Regions from separate parts of the Mus musculus genome. Here region 2 is linked to region 1. A link is a loop called in an ENCODE intact Hi-C map of the cell type or tissue named here. Cell type or tissue: heart. All regions are shown on one strand. Links, peaks and the distances in the headings refer to the core of each region. The heading gives the core; the rest is flanking DNA.

Region 1 (2,918 bases), core at 97-2,596:
GAAGAGGGCATTGGATCCCATGACAGATGGTTGTGAGCCATCGTGTGGTTTCTGGGAATTGAACTCAGGACCTCTGGAAGAGCAGTCAGTGCTGCTCTTAACCGCTGAGCCATCTCTCCAGCCCACACACTCACTTCCAGCACACACATGAGGTCATTCCTCCAGCCCAGCTTGAATCACACAGACACTGATTAGAATGTTGGCACTAACTAGCTGCATCAAGTCAGCTGGGTAATCAGAGGCGCATGGGCTCTCAACTGCCCGATGTCAGTGTTGAAGGTGCTGCCCTGATGGAATCTTGAGGTTTAAACAAAGACCGTGTACAGGAAAGGCTAACACCACATAAGAAGCCACAGTTACGAGTCTTCTTGTTTATATCTGCTGACATCAGTCCTTATTTCCCAAGCTTTGTTTGCATTCATGATCCCTATAGATGCATACTTTCATATACATAAGGAACCTCTCTCTCTCTCTCTTCCCCTCCCTTTATCTTTTCTGTGATGCTGAGCTCCGAAAACCTTGCACATGCTGGGCAAATGCTCTACTACGGAGGAGTCACACCTCCCAACCCTAGAGACTCTTCTGTTCACACATCCATGAAGAAACTCAGTATTTTTTTGTTTTGTTTTTGTTTTTTTGAGACAGGGTTTCTCTTTGTAGCCCTGGCTGTCCTGGAACTCACTCTGTAGACCAGGCTGGCCTTGCCTGCCTCTGCTGGGAGCGCCACCACGCCCGGCGAAGAAACTCAGTATTAGCAGCACCTAAAATACATCAGGGCTGGCAATGCAGTCTATATGCTTGCTTAGCATGCGAAAGGCCCCGGTCTCCATTCTATCACGTGAAGAAAAATAGGGTTGAGGTGGCTTCCACCTTCTGCAGCTTTCTCAGTAAGGTGGGGTGGCGCTGGACCCGACTGAGTGATGGATGGGTCTCCTCACTGCTTCCAATCCTCTGACGACCCTTGGGTGGTACCTTTCCTCTCTCCACCCCAGCTGGGCCTCCACATCACCCTGACAGCTGCTGCTGCCACATTCCAGGGCTCCAGCAGCGGAAGTAAGGCAGGCTGAGCAGTCTTTCTGGGTGAGTGACAGGGTTTGAAATGAGATTAACCGAATGCCAGGGTTGGGGAAAACAGCTTTTCCCTGAGTCACCTCTGTCCCACCTTCCTCATGACACACAACTGTTGGTCTGAGTGGTAGGGCGTCAGCTTTGGGCCGCGAGACAGTGGGCTCTTGTGCTATGCGAGCCAGCCTATACCGGCTGTGAGTCCTTGACTCGGGGTGGGGATGGGGGGTGGGGGGTGGTTCAGCCTGGCATGTGTATCTTTATACGAGTCACTCGGCTTCTCTGCCCCCTAGTGGCGGACGAGGGTCACTCCAGCTTCCCTGTTGCTGTTGCAGGGTTTTTCCTCAACCACCACGTGACAAGGACAGCATTCCAGGAAACCGGAAGGGCTGGGCTGGCCTCTGGGATTTCAAAGTTGACTGCTCTGCCCACCTGGCAGGTTCTATCCTGCTGCGTCATATTTCCTGAGCTATAAGGCCATTTTTGCAGGATACTCACCATCCACCTCTCACGGGCTACCTCCTCTGTTCTACAAGCCCATCCATTTTTCCCTGAAGAACTTTTACGCCTTAGGCGTCATCTCATCCACAGTTAGAGATCAGAGGGGACTAACAGGTATAAAGGAGTTTTCCTGCACGTTTCCGATTCCTCTAACTCAGTGGTTCCCAACATGTGTGTCGAGATCCCTTTGGGGTTAGAATAAGAAGTAGGAAAACAGATGTTTACATCATGATTCATCACAGTAGCAAATTCACAGTTACAAAGTAGCAACAGAAATAATCTTTGGGTTGGGAGCCACAGCAACACGAGGAACTGTTTTAAAGGGTGGACGCTTTACGAAGATTGAGGGTCACTACCTTAACTAGAGGGAGAGATGGGTCACCTCACCCCAGGTTACCTCAGGAGAAAAAGAATTCAACTACTAAGAAACATAAATTCCCTCCCACACATGTAGCTTTCCCCGCACCCCGTGCCCCCTTCCTGTTCTAAAAGCCAAAACAAATGGTCCTCGGGGATGCTCACAGAAGGAAACTCCACCTACCACTCACAGCACAAAAGGGAAAACCAGCCAGGAGCCTCTGGCTGTGAAGTGTGGGCAAAGCGCCTCTGCTCCCCCTGCTGAGACCATGAGGTAATGTCTGTGGGAAGTCCCAGTTCTCATCCCTGTCTCCCGAGCAGAGAGCTCCATACCCTGCTGCTTAGTTGTACAGCACCCCATTATCACATGCTCATCCAATTTATGACTACTAACGTCTCTTCAGGCTGGGCATCATAGCTCCTGCCTGTAATATCACCATTTAAGAAGCTGAGCAGGAGGATCAAAATAAGTTCATGGTTATATAGTGTGTTCTGAGCCTGTCTGTTCTCTCTCTCTCTAATATACATATATATGTATATATATAAACACACATATGTATAAACATATATTGTACAAGGAGCTACCATGCTCCACCAATTTGCTCTTGTGCAGCTGAGTGGCGTTTTCTTTTGCAGTGTCTACCATTGGTTGGTGGGTATGTGCTTGTGAGTGTGTTGGGTGGAGTGGCTGGGGAATGGTGGAAAGAAGTGGTGTTCCAGCTGAGGCACTTGGCCCAGGTGACGCTCACTGCTTCCTGTGCGCCAGCTTCTTCAGGACAGCGACCTTCAACGATCTGCTCTCTGCTCCACGGAGAAGCAAAGCCTCCAAGTCAGTCATTGCCGACAGAGACAAACTGTGTTCCAGGCGATTAGGTTTGGTTAAGCCTTCGCAGTAGAAAGTGTCTGGCTTTAAGCTCGTTATGGTAGAGGCTTCTAATATTTATTAGGGACACTAGGTAGGTTTGCATTGGGATAGAACAGTGGTTCTCAACCTG
Region 2 (2,918 bases), core at 303-2,802, 460 kb before region 1:
GCCTTCCACCTTGTTTGTCACAGAGTCTCTGTTGTCAGCTGCTGCATGGACCAGCTAATGGGGACAGGAGCAATTCTCCTGTCTCAGCCTCCCATATTGCCATAGAAGCACTGGATTCAGACAACTGATAATGTGTCTAGCTGTACGTGGTTCTAGAGATTCAAACTCGGGTGCTGTGCTTTCAGGATGAACATTTTTCTCACTGAGTCACTGCCCCCAGCCCAAGAACCTCTGATTCTAAGTTAACTACTATTTGTGAAACAAGAACATTCAGGTGTAGAAAAATTTTCAATTATTCCTCAGACAAAGTAGTTAAAATATGCTTTATCAGTCAGGGTTTTCTAAAGGAACAAAATTTATAGAATGAATCTATATATCTATATATATCTATATATATATCTATATATATATCTATATCTATATCTATATCTATATATCTATATATATATATGAAGAGGATTTATTATAATGGCTTACAGGTTATGCTCCAGGTAATACAACAAAGGCTATTTACCAACAAAAGGCTAAGAGTCCAGTAGCTGTTCAGTCCACAAGGCTGGATGGCTCAGATGGTCTTCAGTATATGCCAGAATTCCAGAGAAGTAGACTCTAAAGCCATCAAAGGAGGGAGAGGCAGGTAGAAAGAATAAGCTTTCTTCTTCCAAGTCCTTACATTATAGACTGCCAGCAGAAGGTGTGGCCCACATTAAAAGTGGATGTTCTCACCTCCAAAAGTCTGGATTATGGGTGGGTCTTCCCTCATAAGAAGATCCGGATTAAAAGTGGGTCTGGCTACTTCAGATAACTTCATTAAGAAAAACCATCCCTCATTGCTATACCCAGCTGCTTGGGTTTTAGTTAATTCTAGATGTAGTCAAGGTTGACAACCAAGAAAAGCCACCACATGCATGTAGTAAAGCCAAAAGCTCAGTCTGGCTTTACTACATACATGACAACAGTCCTTAAAGTAGCACAGGATGTACACACATGCACATCTATCCCTCCAAGATCTGAATATGGAAATACAATGTCCACTAACCAAATACTTCCTCTTACAGGCCAGGAACCATGCCATCCTCTAACTCTGCTCCCTGCACTCTAGAAAGACTGCAACATTAGAACATTTGGAACATAAGCTGGCTTTCTCTCTTTGCAGACTTCTATCTAAGTTTTTAAACATAGATTCAATTTGCCCAAGAGAATTGGTGGTTAGCATCAGTCAGATTGCCTCATACCATGCCCTGTGATGCACAAAGAAACAGCTGGAGAACAGCAGAGCAGTGAGGTGTGTGTGTGGGGGGGGGGGTGTCAGCGGCCAGACCACAGGAATGCTGATTGGCTTTCTAGCTTTTTTTTTTTTTTTTTTTTTTTTTGGTTTTTCAAGAGAGGGTTTCTCTGTGGCCCTGGCTGTCCTGGAACTCACTCGATAGACCAGGCTGGCCTCGAACTCAGAAATTCACCTGCCTCTGCCTCCCAAGTGCTGGGATTAAAGGTGTGTGCCACCACGCCCGGCCTGGCTTTCTAACTTTTGATATATTTTTAAGTCTGGATTTTCCAGTCTTAGCATACTTCATTTGGGGTCAGATAAATCTTTGGGAATAAAAAGACACTCAGCGTCCCTGGCCTTCAACCACTAGATGTCAGCAGCACCCTCTCTTAAACTGTAACAATTAAAAACAAAACAAAACAAAACAAAACAAAACAAAAATTCTGTTTACTTTTGAAAGTCTGCTGGCAGCAAACCTGCCCCCAGGTGGTAATCACCATCATTCTTCATTTGTGTATTTAGTTAGTCCTCTTTGTTTTGATGGTTGGTTAGGTCTGAGACAGGTTTTCATTTTTCAGCCTTGGCAAAATTCACTAGGTAGCCTACCTAGGCTGGCCTCAAACTAATGATGTTCCTTCCGGTCTACCCAGTGCTGGGTTTACAGCTATAAGCCCTCATGAGCAACACAAGAACCACCAAGTTACACGAATGGCATTTCCCTTATTTGTGACTGACGGGTTTGCTAGGTTCTTAGAAATGTTGGCAGTGGGCCAGCAGGTCCGTAAGCTGCGTCTAACATCATACATAGCGCTCTCACTTGCTATGATAAGAACCTGCAGCACATAACCATTCTTAGTTTCAGCTTGACCTGGGGCAGGAACACCTATCAGGTAGGACTGTGGTTAGGACTCCATGAGGTGGTGCCCAAAAACTACTTAAAGACAAAAACTATGCCACGCACAGTCCATGCTTAATCAGTAACTGTCAGTTGGGTCACTGCCACGAAGGTGGTCACTATTTAGAGAGGGACACAGGAAAATACAAATGACTCCATCTAAATTCTCACTGCCATCAACAGTGCTTTAAGTCTTTTTAGCCTTGCGAATCCTTTTCCCTTTCTGAGGAGCTCAACCAACTGAATGCCACTCTTCAGTCCATTGCTCAACAAGTTAGGTCTAATTCACAGTCTAGCTACAATCAGGCAGGACAAGACAGAAATGGGTCAGAAGAGCCTACAGCCATATGAAACAGCTGTAAAGGTGAAGCTAACAGCCTGAGCTCTCCCAGGCCTGTGCTCAGGCAGGTAGGAGCACTTCCCCACGGTGTGCAACACTTTCTAATTACACTCACATCTCTGCAAAATCACACATGAAGGCTATGTGTGAGTCACCTCTTAAGGCCCTGATAATCAACATATCACCACCTAGCACATTATCAGTTCCTCTTTCCTACCCATGAATTCTTTCTTATTTATTTTTATTATTTTTAACAGGTACTTGTGGAGGCCAGAGGCATTTGGGTTCCTCTACAGATGGAGTTACAGGTCTTTGTAAGCCATATCTGTCATGAATACTGGGAACCCAATGTGGCTCTGAAAAGGGAGCCATCTAGCTTCTAAGAGTGCTCTTTCAATAGTCACAACACTCATAAG

The links. Peaks named below come from ENCODE experiments on the same cell type or tissue, not always from the same donor. Only the 100,000 strongest peaks of a DNase experiment are listed, where the experiment ranks them.
Region 2: it touches region 1 in a loop (2.7-fold over the local background); 2 of 42 quality-filtered maps call a loop at or near these places.

Annotation. Positions count from the first base shown.
Region 1 is chr17:70,736,849-70,739,766 of GRCm38, reverse strand. The region is part of intron 6 of Dlgap1 (DLG associated protein 1); the gene reads right to left. Among named protein-coding and RNA genes, the nearest start is that of Gm36746, 21 kb to the right of the region's middle. In heart, for the core only: CTCF peaks have their summits at 1,373 (motif pointing left) and 2,183; DNase peaks (open chromatin) are centred at 166, 1,106, 1,466 and 2,066; H3K4me3 peaks cover 1,489 bases; H3K27ac peaks cover 2,107 bases.
Region 2 is chr17:71,194,966-71,197,883 of GRCm38, reverse strand. The region is part of intron 1 of Lpin2 (lipin 2); the gene reads right to left. Among named protein-coding and RNA genes, the nearest start is that of Lpin2, 13 kb to the right of the region's middle. In heart, for the core only: a CTCF peak has its summit at 1,643 (motif pointing right); no DNase peak of the experiment used is centred there; H3K4me3 peaks cover 459 bases.